2 separate regions of the Homo sapiens genome follow, and region 1 is linked to region 2. A link is an interaction called in ENCODE POLR2A ChIA-PET data of the cell type or tissue named here. Cell type or tissue: endothelial cell of umbilical vein. All regions are shown on one strand. Links, peaks and the distances in the headings refer to the core of each region. The heading gives the core; the rest is flanking DNA. Region 1 overlaps HTRA3 (HtrA serine peptidase 3). Region 2 has its middle 7.8 kb from the start of ABLIM2.

Region 1 (9,977 bases), core at 1-5,000, 110 kb after region 2:
CATGTCTGGCTGCTCAGGGTGGAGTCCCAGCTCTGCCCCAGAAGTCTCTGAAGCTCTTTGCACCTCAGTTTCTTCATCTGTGAAATGGATAACAGTGGGACCCCCCTCACTGGTCACTGGGCAAATGAGATGATGGACTGAGTGTGCTTTGCACGGTGCCGGGCTCATAGAAGTTGATGTGAAGAAAGGATGGCAGGTGGACGCGTCTTACAGAAGTGGAGTTAGTGAGAGTGAGGGAGAGGGGTCGAGGAAGGGGAGGAGCTGGAAGGCGGTGTCTGTGGAGGTGCTGCCATGTGCTGGCCCTGCCGGAGGGAGTTTCATTGGCCCCGGTCAAGGCAGGGAGGGCTTCCTGTAAGAGGAGGGCCAGGGGCTGTCTTCCTTGCCTTCAGTGGCATGGAAGTGCCTGACCCATGGCACTGTGCACAAGGACCAGCCTTCTTGGTAAATCACAGGCAGGCTGGCGGCAGCACCTCCTCCTCCTCCCAGGGGCTGGCTGTGGCCCAGCTGGGTGTGGAGTTTCACAGCCAGAGGAGCCAGGCTGGCCCCACATTGAGCTCGGGTCTAGGTTGAGCTTTTCTGGGGCTGGACAGGTTGTCACATTTGCCAAGGGCCAGCACGGAGCAGGGGAAGCGCCCAGGTCAGGGCTTGCGGGGCCTGGCTGTGCACCTTGGGCAGGTCCCGTGGCCTCTCTAAGCCTTGTTTCCTTGCCTGTAAAATGGACTCAGTTCCTGTCTTGCAGAATTGCTGCAAGAATTCAATGAGATCACAAACTTCGGAGCCCAGCCTGACGTCCCATGCCCAAATCGGGTCCCGCCTGCGAGGTGTGGCCCGTGGAGGGGGAGGCAGCGGGTTCCTCTGGGCCTGGGCTGCAGCCCTCATCCCGCCTGCGTTCCACATGAACAGGTCTCTGGGCTTGAGGGTGGCAGATGGCAGCATCCACCCCACGGGGAGCCACAGCTGGACCTGAGGCTTGTGGGGGCACGGTTCACTTGGGGACATGGCTCGGTGGGGCAAAGTTCACTAGGGGACAGGCAAGTTTTCCAGAGGAGGAAAAGCAAAGGAAGCTGCCCTGGGAACTAGTTAGACCCAGGAGGCAGCCCCTTTAGTGGTGGGCGGGGCTGGGGGCTGTTGAGGGGGCCCCTGGAATGGCTCCTCTGTCTCTGAAGAGCATTCATTCGCTCCCTCATTTGCTTCCTGCCCACTGCAGCGGGCCAGGTCCAGCCCAGACGCAGGGGTGCAGGCCACAGGTACACTCCCAAGGGACTAGCTTTGGGAAGGGTACGAGGTGCTGTTGGGCCCAGAAGGAGAGGTGGATCACCACGCTTGCAAAGTCAGGGTAGGCTCCCCAGAGGAGGCGCTGCTGGCCTGGGCCCTGAGGAATGACAGGAAGGGCATATTCCCAGAGGAGGGAACCACATGTGCAAAGGCACAGTGACACTTAGGAGCCTGCACGCGCAGGAAGCAGAGCCGAGGTCCACAGGGGAGAGTGGCAGCACGTGAGGCTGCAGATGTCAATGGGACCAGGACACCCCAGGCCTTGAATGCCCTGCTTAGAGGTTGCCATCTGGTCTGTAGACCATGGTCACCGTTATGGACAGATGGGCACAGCCTGGGACCCATGGCTATCCACTCATGGCTCCTCCATCCCCAGCTCACAGCTGACCACTGGGTGGCAGAGGGGTCTGCTAATTGCAGAGGGCACTAAAAGAAGGGGCAGGGACCTTAGAGATGGAGGAACAGAACTGGGTGTCAGTCCCAGCTCTGCACATTATGTGCTAGAGGGACTGATGCATACAGTTGGGCAGGTTGTGCACTGCACAACTGCAGGGAAGCTGGCCACTCTGATATTTGTCAGTAAGGGCCTGGAGTTACGCAGTGTACAAACACAAGGTATCCCCACAGAGTATCTGGGCCTCAGTGTCGCCATCTGTTCCATGGCAGTTATGACTGTCCAGAGCCAGCACGTGGTCCTCTCTCAGGGTTGGCCACAGTCCCCCAGGACTCCTGGGAGTTCCATCAGGCAGGGCTGTTGGAGCTGGAGCCCTGGCACCCTACTTGTCTCCCCTGCCCTGTTGCGCCCCTTCCTCTCCTGGGATGTGACACCGGACACCTAGCCTCGGGCCTTGATTGCTTTGCTCTGTGTGAGGGTCTCCCTGACTGAAACTTCCAGGGCTTTAGATTCCAGTTTATTGAGGAAAAAAAAAAAAAAAAGGCTAACGGCTGAATCTGGTTGAGACTGACTGTTGACTTCAGAACTTTGGCTCGAGGATGGGGTGGGGGTGGAGGTTGTCAAAAACCCCCAAATAAACAGAGTCTGCTTCCCAGCCGTGGGGCCCACGGTTTTCCTGTGGAAAGAGGCAGTGGGAACCGCGTCCTCCCTTCCCCCTGATTCATGGCTGATTCATCTGCGTGTTGGGAGGAGGAGCTGGGGCACGGGGGCCCCTGCCCCCACCCCACCACCCACCGAGGTCCGCTTAAAGGGACAGGACCTGGTGGGGCCCTGCAGGGGTGCCCCAGGCTCTGGGGTTGCCTAGACCCTGAAATCCAGCAGACCTGGGCCAGCGCCAGGCCTGCCCTCCCTCAGTGATTGATCTTTGCCTCTAAGCCTCAGTCTCCTGGGCCATAAAATGGGCGAGTGCTGCTGCTTTTGTGAGGCTGCTTGGAGACTTGGTTAATCAGCTGACCCACATTCTTTCTTCAGGGTGCTCTTTGCAGACCTACTGTGTGCTGGCTCAGAGAGCATCAAGAAGGGCCCCCTTGAACTTCTCTCCCTTCTCTCTATCTTCCTCCCCTCCTCTCTCCGCCCCTCCTCCCCCTCCATCCCTTCCCTCTGAAATGTCTCAGCGGCTGTCTCACCCTGTGCTGGTTACCACTGGGGTGTGGAAGCGAACCAGATGGTCTCTGTCCCAAAGGAGCCTGGGGTGTGGGGTGGGCACGTGCGGGCTTCTCTTTGGAGACTCTGTGGGAAACAGGCCACCTCCCAGCCCAGCCCCACGGCCCTTCTGTCTCAGGCCTTGCTCTCCCTCCCTGTTTTATTTTCTCTTTGAAAAATGAAAAAAAGTCACTGTAACTTTACCCCAACCACAAATAACCACCATGTAGTAGAATTTTGATGTTTCCTGCAAGGCTTTTACTTAACGAATATTTCACAGAGGGTTTTAAAACAAATCATCCCCTATAAAATCGAGTGTCACCTATTTTAAGTGACCTCTGGGAGACCACACTGGGGAGAAAGTCCTTCCGGTGGAGGCCGCAGTGCTGTGCAGATCTTCAGGCTGCCGCGTCAGAGCTCAGGGGCCCAGCAGCCCAGGCGCTTGAGGGGGTCCAGGGGCTGGGCTTTGGCAAGCAGGGGGTGGACACGTTGGGGTCCAGAGAGCTTTCCGGCCCTGGGTGTTGGAGTGTCTGAGTCCAGGATGGAGACACACAGGAAGGCAGCCTTTTCTAATCACCTGTGGGAGGAGAGGTGCTGCCATTCCTCCTTCTGCTGTGTTCACACTGGGCCCAGGTCCCTGTGTGCCGTGGCTGCCTGCACAGGCAATGCGGGCTCAGCCTGTGGCTTTCCATGTGCTGTGCCCCTGCCCGTGGGCTCTTCCAGGCCTGGGTCAGGGCACCTCTGCACTCACCCACCCCACGCCGGGCTCCTCTCTGCCTCATCCCTGGTGATGCTGTGCTGTCTCTGGTCGGTCACTGACTTGACCCTTGCCCCCAGCTGAACCACTGTGTCTCCAGCAGCTGTCACAGGTGGGCACACAGGAGGCACCCTGCACGAGTGGCTTGAATAAGGCTGTGAGCAGCGGCAGATTCGGTACAACTGGGGCTGCTGCGGGGCTGCCTGGAGGAGGCAGGATTAGGGCCGGGCCCAGGACCAACCAGAGCATCTTGGTAGGGAGAGTAGAGAGAGGTCGTGCAGGGGGAGGTGTAGAGAGGTGGATGATGAGCAGAAACTGGAGTTGGTGGCCCGACAAAGGCCACACGGTAGGAGAGGTAATATGGTCCCACCTGGGGGCTGTGCCCGTGCCCTGGCGCTTCTCCTCAGGCGAGGCACATGGGGCGCCAGCCTCAGGCCCCAGGGCACACAGGGGAGCAGCAGACCGGCTGAGTCCTCCCTCCTGGAGGGAGGAGGGCCTGGGCCTGGGGGTTGCCCTGGGATCCCTCTGGGTCGTGGAAATTGTGGGTCTGAGCGCATCTTGTGAGAGCTCTGAACCAGCTCCAAACCTCACCAGGGAAGCAGGCTTTGTGGCTGGTGTCCTTCCTCTCTACTTGGGTGCTAGAAAATGAACTCAAGTTCCCAGGGGCAGGGAGGAGAAGCAGACAGGCCTGGGCTGCCCACTCGGGCCGCACGGCAGCTTCACCTCACCAAGGGAGCCGCCTGCTTTGTAGGTGTCGAGCAGGGCAGCGCATCCCTCATGGAAGCAAACGTGGGCAGAGAGAGCCCTGGGCCCACAGCAGGCCCTGCCCCTGGGGTGTTTGTTAATGTGACCTCTGAACCTGAGACCCCGCTCTGCCGCAGTGGTTTGATCTATGAGGAGCCTCGCGGTGGCCGGCGTCTCCCAGCCAGGCTCTAGCCACCCCAGACAGGTGGCCTTTGATTCAGGCTGACTGAAGTGGACGAGGGCTGGTGTGGTTGGTGCCTGCGGGCCGGTTGAGAGGCAGACATCGGAAGTCTGGGAGACCCAACACCAGAGCTCGAGCCAACCCCCTAGGTCCCAGCTCAGGCTAAAGGGCTCTTCAGGGCCTTGGGGAGCTGCAGGGCAGAGGTGGGGGCACCCAGGGAAAGGAGGCCTGCGGCCTGCGTTCAGATCCTGGTTCTCCCCTCCCAGCCGTGAGTCCTTGGGCAGGGGGGTTCTTCTTACAGAGCCTCAGTGTCCCCACCTTTAAAATAGAGGAAAAGTTTCCTTCCCCTGGCTGCCCCTGGAGAGTTGGGTGAATGAATTGGGATGTGCCTGGGGATTGTGTTTGCCCTGTGATGATTCCTAGAGCACGGACCGCGGCCCGGGCCCTGCCCCCACAGTGGCATCCACCATGGTACCTTCGTGCCTTTGGACGATCCAGAAAACCAGATTTTCCCTCGGTCCCCATGCCCGGCCACTTCCCAGAGATCAAGAGAAATGTGGGCTGCAAAGCTGGAAAGCTGGACGTTATGGACTGAGCCCTCTTTGCTCCCCATTGCCAAGGTGGCTGGGTGGGTGGGTAGCCCCCCGGGCAGGGACTCGAAGTTTGCAGTCCTCCACACTCAGTTCCCACAGATGTGGTAGGAGGGCATATTCAGTCCCATTTTTCAGATGAGGAGTTGAGGCCCAGAGAACGTAAGTAATCTGTCTGAGGCCACACAGCTAGAAAGCAGCCAGGCCCAGCCGAACCCCTGGTGTGTGCAGCCCCCAGCCCAGTTGCTCATTGCGGGGCTCGGGAGCCACGAGCGAGGCTGAGCAGCATGTGTTCCAGATGGTGGGAACTGGAGAGAGCCCGGCACAGGCCCGTGCAGGGAACCCCGAGGGCTGTGGGCCCCGTGCCACTGCATGCCTCAGGCCTGTGGTCCTGGCAGCCACAGCCCCTACTGCTGACGGCAGCAGGAATCTGAGCCCGGGAAGGGTCCAGGGAAGTTCGTGAACCATCTAGCAAGTCGGGCTGGGGTGTGGCCAAGTTAGACACAGATGTAGGGCCCTGTGGACTCAGAAATTGGCAGCTCTTTTGGCCCAGAGGGGCCACACTGTGTCCGGGCCTGGGTAGCTCAGAAGGGTCACCTGGGGGTCTTCCACTACACCCCCGCCTGGACACTGCTGTAGCCCCAGGGCTCGGAGGGACCAGCTGGAGCCCATGAGGAGAGGGCCAGTTCTCTCCTGTAAGGGTATTGCTGTAGCATGAGGGAACAGACAAGGCCCAGGGGGACTAACCCGAGATCCAGCCCTGGCCTCACTCCCGTGTGGCTCACGGCAATATCCTAACCTCTCTCTGAGCCTCCTGCCCAGCCTAGCAGGGTCCAGTGAGGGGGGTGAGGAAGCCCAGCACGTGGAAGCCTTTTTAACCATTCTCGGGGTGAGCGAGCCCCTTCCCAAATGCCTGGTGTCACTGCACTGCTGTGTGGTAGGGGGTCCCCAACGGGCTCAGTGTGGGCTGAGGCTGGCTCTGAACTGGGACAGGGGTCTCAGGAAGAGCCTCCTCCTTCTGCCCACTGGGCATAGGCCTCTGGGAGCTGGCAGCATCGTGATCTCACTGATGCACCTGGCCCTTCCCGCCAGCGCAGGTCTCCACCAGCTGAGCAGCCCGCGCTACAAGTTCAACTTCATTGCTGACGTGGTGGAGAAGATCGCACCAGCCGTGGTCCACATAGAGCTCTTCCTGAGGTGGGTGAATACCCCTCGCCCCTCTCTGCCTCCTGGTGTCCCCTGGTACACCCGCCAGCTGCTGGGGCCCAAACCAGGCTTGATTCTGCAGCCTGGGCCACAGAAACTGGAGTGGCCTGGGGTCAGGCTGACCTCAGTCACATCTGCTGGCTGCCTGTGTGCCCCTGGGGAAGGACATCCCCGCTGAAGTGACTCCGCACCTGCTGGAGCTGTAGGCACCAAGAAGGTGCACAGCTGTGGGTCTTTGTCCCTTCATGCTGCTGCCCATGCTATTGGATACATGCAATGTGTTGGTCGTCCTGAGGGGCCGTGCAGTAAAGCAGACACAGACAGAACCCAGCGGAGGAGATGCCAGGAGACAGCAGGTGTGTGTGCAAGGAGCAGAGGCATGGCAGGCAGAGAGCAGGGCTCGGGGCAGTGGGAACCGGGGGCTCGGGAGGCCTCACAAGCTAAGCCTGAAGTAGGCACCCCGGGAGCTGGGCCAGTGGATGCAGGGCAGTGGGGGCAGCTCGCAAGCACCGAGGCCCGTGTGGCCGGAGCGGGGAGGAATGAGGGATGGGTGAGTGAACGCACGAATCAGTGCATGGATGAGTGAGGGGAGGAATGAGTTAGTGAAGGAAGTGGCAGAATGAATGAGTGAGGGAGGGAATGAGTGAGTGTCCAATGGATGAGTAAAAGAATGAATGAATGAGTGGAGTCGGTCAATAGGGAAGCGGGATGTCCCAGCCCCGTAGAGGAAGTGGTGTGTACCGTGTGGCTTCACCCCCGAGCAAGGCCTCTCCTTGCAGATGCACAGGCAAAGCCTCCTCCCCTTCTTCCCACAGGGCCTGCCCCGGTCCCTGCCACCATCCCCAGCCTCTCCTACTTCCCCCATCACAGAGACCCTCTGAGCTGGTTTGGGGGAGCCCTGCCTTCAGAACCTCCCGCTGTGCAAGCTGCCCAATGTCTGATCGCTCACACCGAATCCTGAGGGCTCATCCCAGATTGACTTATATCCCGCAGAAGCAGACTGAATGACTCTTCTGAAGTTTAGAGTGTTTCTCCCATCCACCTTTGCTGGCCCTTTGGTCCCTGGGTGTGCACAGAGCCGGCAAACAGCCTGATGAGGAGGCCCCGGAACCAAGCCTCATTCCACCCTGATAGGGATCAGACGGCGGGTCCAGGCGGACACGGAGCCGGCAATGAGCAGTCACCAGAGGCCGCAGGCCAGGGCTCCAGGGACTTGCTTGTTTTCACGGTACTTTCCCTGAGGCCTCCAGCCTCCCTGTGACGAGGCTCCACTGCCCTAGGCCCGGCCCTGGGGACTGAGCATCTGGTGGCTCATGGGGAGATCCCAGGAGTGATTCCTGCTCCAGCACCGCCTCCCTGCTGGCTGGCTCGGCGCTTGTCTGGTCCAAGCCCCTGTCACTAGGCGTCACGGCCCCTCTGCCCTCCCCATCCCGGGCTCTCCAGCAGAGGTCGTGCTCCTTGAACAGGGGTGTGAGAGCGCGTGACGGGCATATAGCACCTCAGCATCACATCCTCCACACCTGCTGGGAGCTCCCTGGGCTGTGGGCTGTGTAGCCCATGTTTCTCAAAACAGCCCTGGAGGCACCACCCATGCAGGACCCACAGCCCTGGTTGCCACCCTGTCCGGTGCCCCGTGCTGATGGACCTCTCACTGCCCCCTTGGCAGCACACTGACCCCTCACTGCCCTTCCCTCGAGCCCCGGGCCCTGAGACATGTCATTGAGGAAATTATAACTGGATGCACTAAGTGGCACGTTGCTGGCCTTCCAGGAGGTAGGGATGGGGGCAGCATCTTTCTGGAAGGCCCCAGCCACCAGGCTCTGAACCAACTAATTACTGACTCCAGCCCGGCTGGGAGGCCGTTTCTGCCCTCAGAGCCTCCAGTGACTGATGCTCTGAGTGGGTGGGTGAGACCCAGCAAAGATGAGACAGATGCTTTTCCAGCACAGGCCTCCCGGCTGTGACCCCTGACCTGAGGTCTGAGTGTGGGCATGGAGGCCAGTGGGCAGCCGCGGGCATTTTCTGCAGACCCCGCAGGTGCCTGGCCCTGTGAGGCACCCTGGGGCTTCCGCAGGCAAAACAGGTGCAGTTCCTACTCTGGGGCACACACGGAGTGGGTGTGGCAGAAGCTGGCTGCGGATGTGAGTGGACAGATGCTGGGGTCACCGTGTGGGGTGGCCAAGTGGCCAGATGCCCAGGCTGCCTGGGGCAGACCCCTGCTTTGCCCTTTGCCTGCCCGCCTGACCTAGGCAAGTAGTTCAGCGTCTCGGGACTCAGTTTTCCCACCATAAAGACCTGAGAGTTAGGGACGACAGTAGTTTCTTGTGGCTGCCATAACAAAGTACCACAGACTGCATGGCTTAAAATGACAGAGATGTTTGCTCCCATGGTTCTGGAGGCTGGAAGTCCTAATCAAGGTGTCAAGGTCCTAATCAAGCAGGGCTGCTTTCTTCTGGGGGATGTTGGGGGAGTGTCCCAGGCCCCTCTACTGGCTCTAGTGTTTTCCGCAGTCCTTGGTACGCCTCGGCCCTTAGACCCCTCTCTCTGCTCTGTCTCCATCATCTCATGGCCTTCCCCTCTGTGAGACTGGACTTCCCTCCCTTAAAGACAACACAGACACACTCTGATGTCACCGTAACTTCAGGACACCTGCAAAGACCCTGTTTCCAAATAAAGTCACATTCACAGTCACATGGGGTTAGGACTTGGCCGTATCTCTTGGCAGGGATACAGCTCACCACAGCACCCCCCTTGCAGGGTGCCCATGAGCATTCAATGGCCTGCCTGCCTCAGAGGGAGCACAGGGTGGCATTCGCTGCCATCTCTGGTCCTGTGGGTCACAGCGAAGCTCCTGTACTTTGCAGAGACTGTCACCTCCCTGCACGTGCCAGACGCTCCCATCCCTCCATGCTTTGTCTCTTGCTCTCACCTGCCTGCACGTGCCAGACGTTTCCATCCCTCCATACTTTGTCCCTCGCACATTTTCCTTGCTCATCTCTACTAAGCAGCCTCAGGGAGTGAGTACCTGCTCTGGGCTGGGCCCCACGCTGGGGTCCCGAAGGTTCCCACCCTGGAGAAGGTCCCAGGCTGTGTCTGGCATTCAGCCTCCTCCCCTGCTGGATGTGGGGCTGTGGTTTCTACTCAGAGAGCTCTGGTGAGAACTGGGGATTGTTGCCCATCGGCAGACACCAATGCAAACCCAGGCCAGCTCCACACCGTTCACAGAGGGCAGGGCCCAGGCTGGCCTCATCTGTGCCTCTGCACCCCTGCCCTCGGGGTGTCCAGGGCTCGGGTCCTGCATCTGCCTGCTGCCAGCACTGCCACATTTGGGGCTTTAGGCAGCTAGCCTGGGGGTGAGGGTAGAGGGAGGTGGGAATAAGCCTTCTCAGCCCTCCCAGCACTCACCCTGTCGGGATGATCAGGAATCTGCCCCAGCCTCTGGGGAGCCTCCCTTCCTGGGTACCTGCTGCAGCCCTGCAGGATGCTGTGTGTGCAATGGGGCTTTTCCCCTAGGGCCAATTATTGTCCTGTTTGTTGAGAGGCGTTTTAGAGCCCAGGCATCACCACTCGGCGGAGGAGGTGTTGTTGTCCCATTTCCCAAATGGGGAGACCAAGGCTCAGAGAGCT
Region 2 (5,000 bases), core at 1-5,000:
GGAGCCTCCAGGCTTTCTCTCACCAAAGCGGCAGGATTCCTTGTCCTTTCTTCATCTCTAAATACAGTCCAGGAATTGATTGACTTCACAGCCAAATGGAGAAACAAATGAAATATGATTTCATTGTGGGATCTTTCCAGCCGCTCAATAATTTAAAACCACGCCATACGAAACCAGGAGTAAAAATAGCATGTGACTCATGGCTTGGAGCCTATCTCTCAAGCACGGGTCCACACACCTGGATTCTCGCTAAGTCAGGCCCAGCCTCACCCTCGCATGCCCATGGCTTGCCTGATGCCTCCGGGTGGGTCAGGAGGGGAAGCGCAGCCCTGGGTTACACAGGTATCTGTTCTCCCTAACACCGGATCTATGCCACAGTTCCAGCTGCCCAGTTAACTCTGAGTGGTTTGTAGACTTGGCAATGCTTTGCCATCACAGAAAACTCACAAAAGATGGTTCATTACAAGTGATGGAAGGAAGTAGAATGTATAGGCCTGATTTGGGAATATGACCCACACCGTGCAAGGCTTGGATGTGGCTGGTCTTCTGAAAGCACTTCCTCCCATTAAACTTCATTCCTGTTCAGCAGAAACAGACGAGGACCGTCAGGAACACCTGGGAAGGAACGAGAATGGAAGAGCAGAGCAAGGGGCAAGGTCTGAGATGAGGTGCCGCCTCTATTCAGCACCTACTGCATGTCAGCCTCTGTGCTGGAAGTGAGATGAAGAAGCTCAGCTAGAGCAGGCAGGTGCATGAGTCAGCCGCGCTGCGGAACAGAGGACCGCAGGCTTTGCTGAAGGGGCTTGTAAAAGGGTAGGGCATCTCTCCCAGTGCCGGAGGCCGATCTCTTCATTCTGCCTCTGCTGTCACACAGCATTCTTCTGTGAATGTTCCCCTTCTGTTCTCATAAGGACACTGGTCCTAGGATGGAGGGCCCACCTTAATCCAATACTGTCTGACTTCATCTTAACCAGTCATGTCTTTGAAGACCTGATTTCCAAATAAGATCATATTCCTGGGGGCTAAATCTTGGGGTTAGGACTTCAACATATCTTTCTGGAAGGTACAGTGCACCCCACCAGAGGGGACCACCATTATTGGACCCCACAAGGGGCATGGTCTTCCAGATCTGTGGTCTGTGGGACCTGGGAGGAAAACTGCAGGTCTGAGGGCTCCCAGTTGGGGAGAAGAAATGGAAGCCCAGAGAGACAAAGTCACATGCAGCCAGGTCCCCAGGAGGCCAGAAGCCACAGTGCTCTCCCAGCCACCTGACCCTTGGTTGACAACCACACAGGCATACAGCCCTGCAGGGAACCCAGAAGGCAGCCATCCCTGACAGTGAGAGCAGCTCTTGTCCTGGGAAGGCAGATGGGTCCTGCCAGAAGCCTGGGCCTGGCCTTGTTGGCCTCACCGGCAAGCTCAAGCTTGCCCCCCAGCTGCTGATCAAGCAAGACATCGTGTCCCTTCTTAGCAACTTTGTCACCAGGCTGTGCTTCCCAGAGCTGCTGTGTGGGCATGGAAGGGATAAGGTTTCGAAGAAGCTTAATCAGGAGCCCTTGCCTGCATAACTTACAAAGTGCTTGTTCTGTGGGCCTCCCAATCGGGTGTTCCCTTGAGGTCATGGTGCTGAGTGTTACTCAGTCTGACAGACGAGACACTGTAGGCTCACCAAGGCTAAGAAATGTGCAGTCAGCTGGGAGGGGCTGGACCCGGCTCCCTGAGATGACCAGAGCAGAGCAGTCTCCACTAGAATTTCTTCTTTGGCTATGGCCAAGCTGCTTGGAGCAGGAATTGCATGGTTTGATGATAACACTAGTGGTTTGATAATAATAAAATGACTTTAAGTAAAGGAGATCACCCTCATCCAATCTGTTGAAGGCATTAAGAGCAAAAACAGTTTCCAGTGGAGAAGATCTGCCTCAAGACTATAGCACCGACTCCTGCCTGAGTTGCCTGCCTGCCCTGCAGATTTTGAACTTGTCAGCCCCCACAATACCATGAGAACATTCCTTAAAATAGAACCCTGTTTATCTATCAGTTGCCCTTTGTACCTGTCTGCTTACCTACCTACACACTCATTCATTCATCCGTTCATCCATCCACTCCCATCCATCCATCCACCCACCATCCATCCATCTACCACCCTTCACCCATACATTCATATATCTACCCATCTATCTACCCACCCATCCACCCATCCATCTATCCATTCATCCAGTCACCCAACCATCCATCCACCCATCCATCCACCACCCATCCACCTATCCATCCATTTACCTATCTGTTCATGCACTCACCCATCCAGCCATCCATCACCCAACCATCCATCCATCCATTCACCCACCATCCACCACCCATCCACCCATCCGTCCATTTACCCATCCATTCATCCACTCACCCGTACAGCCATCCATCCACCACTCATCCACCCATGTATCCATTCAGCCATCTATCTATCACCCATTCACCCATCCATGCATCCATCTATCTACCTACCCATCCACCACTCATCCACCCATCCATTCACCACCCATCCACCCATTCATCCGTCAGTCTGTCCATCCACCCATCCATCTACCACCCATCCACCCATCCATCCGTCTACCTATCTGTTCATCCACTCACACATACGGCCATCCATCTCCCACCCATTCACCCATCTATCCACCACTGATCCACTCATCCCTCCATCCATCTGTCCATCCACCTATACATCCACCACTCGTCCACCCGTTTATCCACCACTCATCTACCCATCCATCTACCCATCCATCCACCTACCATCCATCCATCCACCCACCCATTCACCATCCATTCACCTATCCATCCTTCCACCACCCATCCACCCATCCATCCATCTGCCACCCATCCACCATCCACCCACCATCCATCTGTTTCTATCAGTACTATTTCTCTGGAGAAGCCAGACTGATATACTTTCCAAATCTATAATTCCCTGGGCTCCCTGGCACCATGACTTGAAGGCCCCTGGCTGAGCTCAGCCTGTCCTAAGCTCCTCCCAGCTCCAGAAACGGCACCTGCTGCCACCCTATTGCTCTCCCTGACTCCTGAGAACCCCTCTGGGAGACTTCTCTTCCTGCTCCATCACATTAGTCCAACCCCAGGTCCTGCCTCCAAGTCCTTCCACAGCGTAGTTAGACACAAGTGCAGGCACCTTCTCCTGCTCTCTTTGCTCCTACTCCCCCCACCCCCATTCCTTCTCCTGCAGCCAGAGGGATTTGCTAAATGAAAGCTAATTCCACTCCATCACACCCCTGCCTGCCAGGGGCCTCCCTCTCCTCCTCTGCCTGGCCAAATTCTCTTCACTCTTTAAGGATCAGCCCAGGCATCGTCTCCTCCTAGAAGTCCTCCCTGGCCCCTGGCTAAATTGTGCAAACCCCCGGTTTCCATGAGTCCTGGGACTTCCTCTTTTACAGGCTGGTCACTTGGGATTGTCATTGATTGTTTCCTTGTCTGTGTCCCTAACTAAACAGTGAGCTTTGAGTACTATGAGCTTCTCTGAGGAAAGCTGAGATTTAAAAGGGCCAAGGTAATGGGACAGGTAAAGGATGGGTCGAGAAAATCCAGGAAGGCCTGCGTGTTTTACTTGACTTTTTGATTGCAGTACCTGGAACATTAAAAATTGAATGCTTTTATCCTATCTTGTTCTAAAGAGTATATGGGGCTTCTTACAAAGGAAGCCTTACTATAGAAAGATCTTTTTAAAAGCTGGTAAGAAAACTAGAGTTAAGGAAAACTACATAGATTAGGAGGAAGTTGGGGCTGAGGTCAAGCCCTGGAATCTCTGCCGTGGGTGGTGACACAGCCCAGGGCAGCCCCTCCTTCCTCTCTGTACTGCCCAGCAGCCCCAGCAGAGAGAGGAACAGGGTCAGTTACATAATTCTCTGTGTCCACAGGATTAGAAGAATTGCTGAGAAGAAGCATGCTTCCCAACTCTGAGACTTGAAGAACCTGCCTCTCTAGGTCCTGTGGGGTGAGGCCAGTCTGGCTTCCCCCACAGCCCACAGCCAACACAGCGTGCATCTCAGAGCACTCCTTCTCCTAACCATCCCTTCCTTCCTGTCCCTTTTTGTCACTGGATGCAGAGACCAGGGGACTTACTGTGCATACAGTAGGTGATGAGCAACCATCTAAAAGGAACCTAGTTGTATAATGAAGTGGTATTTTTAACATAAAAGTTACCTATAATTTCATGGAGAAAATATGTGATCATCTACATTTCTCAGGATGCCAAGGCAAATGAGCTTTTTTTTTTTGATTTTGCTGCCCCCTGATGGCAGAGTACCCTAATTGCAGGCATACTATCAAGGATCAGAAGTCCCCTCCATCCCACCAGTGACACCCAGACTGTGAAAAGTGGGCAGACACTGCCCTCATCAAAGATCACCCAAACATCTGCCTTTGGCCAACACAAAGAGACAGACGGGAAGGGGTAGTTTCATGTAAGATCTTTAACCACCCTCCCTTCCTGATTTCTGAGGTCTTGGGTCCAGAGGCTGTGCAGGCTTATAACTGTGATCGCATTAAGCATATGAGTGTGGAGAAGGTGAGGCAGCCAGTCAGACACGCTGTAGTCTCTGTTTTTGGGTGGGTTGTTTACTTCACTCCCATTTCCCCTGCTCCCTGCTTTCTTGTAGCACCGCAGTTTTTTGTGCAGGAGCCACAACACCTACCCATGCAGTCCATGGACTTCTCAGTAAGTGAGAGTAAGTGAGCTGGACTCCACATCCAGCTCAGAAGGTTTTAATGAGTCTAAGGATGACCCCATCTCTGGAGACAGACAGGCTACATTAGTCAACATCCCTGGACACAAAGATTTGCTCCAGGAAAGGCATATGACCCAATTCGGCTCAATGGGGTGTGGTAGGTGGCTTGCTAAGAAAGGCTGGAAAGGGCATCTCCTGACCTTCAGGAGAGAGTTTGGAAGCTGCCCTCTCTCCTGCTCTGCATATTGCAGTGTGGGATGTATGCCAGGGACA

What was found. ChIA-PET counts read pairs that join two places held together with the same protein. Peaks named below come from ENCODE experiments on the same cell type or tissue, not always from the same donor. Only the 100,000 strongest peaks of a DNase experiment are listed, where the experiment ranks them.
Region 1: POLR2A ChIA-PET joins it to region 2 with 6 read pairs; 2 of 35 experiments call an interaction of 5 or more read pairs at or near these places.

The regions. Positions count from the first base shown.
Region 1 is chr4:8,276,196-8,286,172 of GRCh38, forward strand. HTRA3 (HtrA serine peptidase 3) reads left to right here. Exons shown (of 9, transcript NM_053044.5): 2 at 6,242-6,341. Among named protein-coding and RNA genes, the nearest start is that of HTRA3, 11 kb to the left of the region's middle. In endothelial cell of umbilical vein, for the core only: no CTCF peak of the experiment used is centred there; a DNase peak (open chromatin) is centred at 2,336; H3K27ac peaks cover 542 bases.
Region 2 is chr4:8,164,133-8,169,132 of GRCh38, forward strand. No RefSeq gene overlaps it. Among named protein-coding and RNA genes, the nearest start is that of ABLIM2, 7.8 kb to the left of the region's middle. In endothelial cell of umbilical vein, for the core only: a CTCF peak has its summit at 4,313 (motif pointing left); no DNase peak of the experiment used is centred there; H3K27me3 peaks cover 429 bases.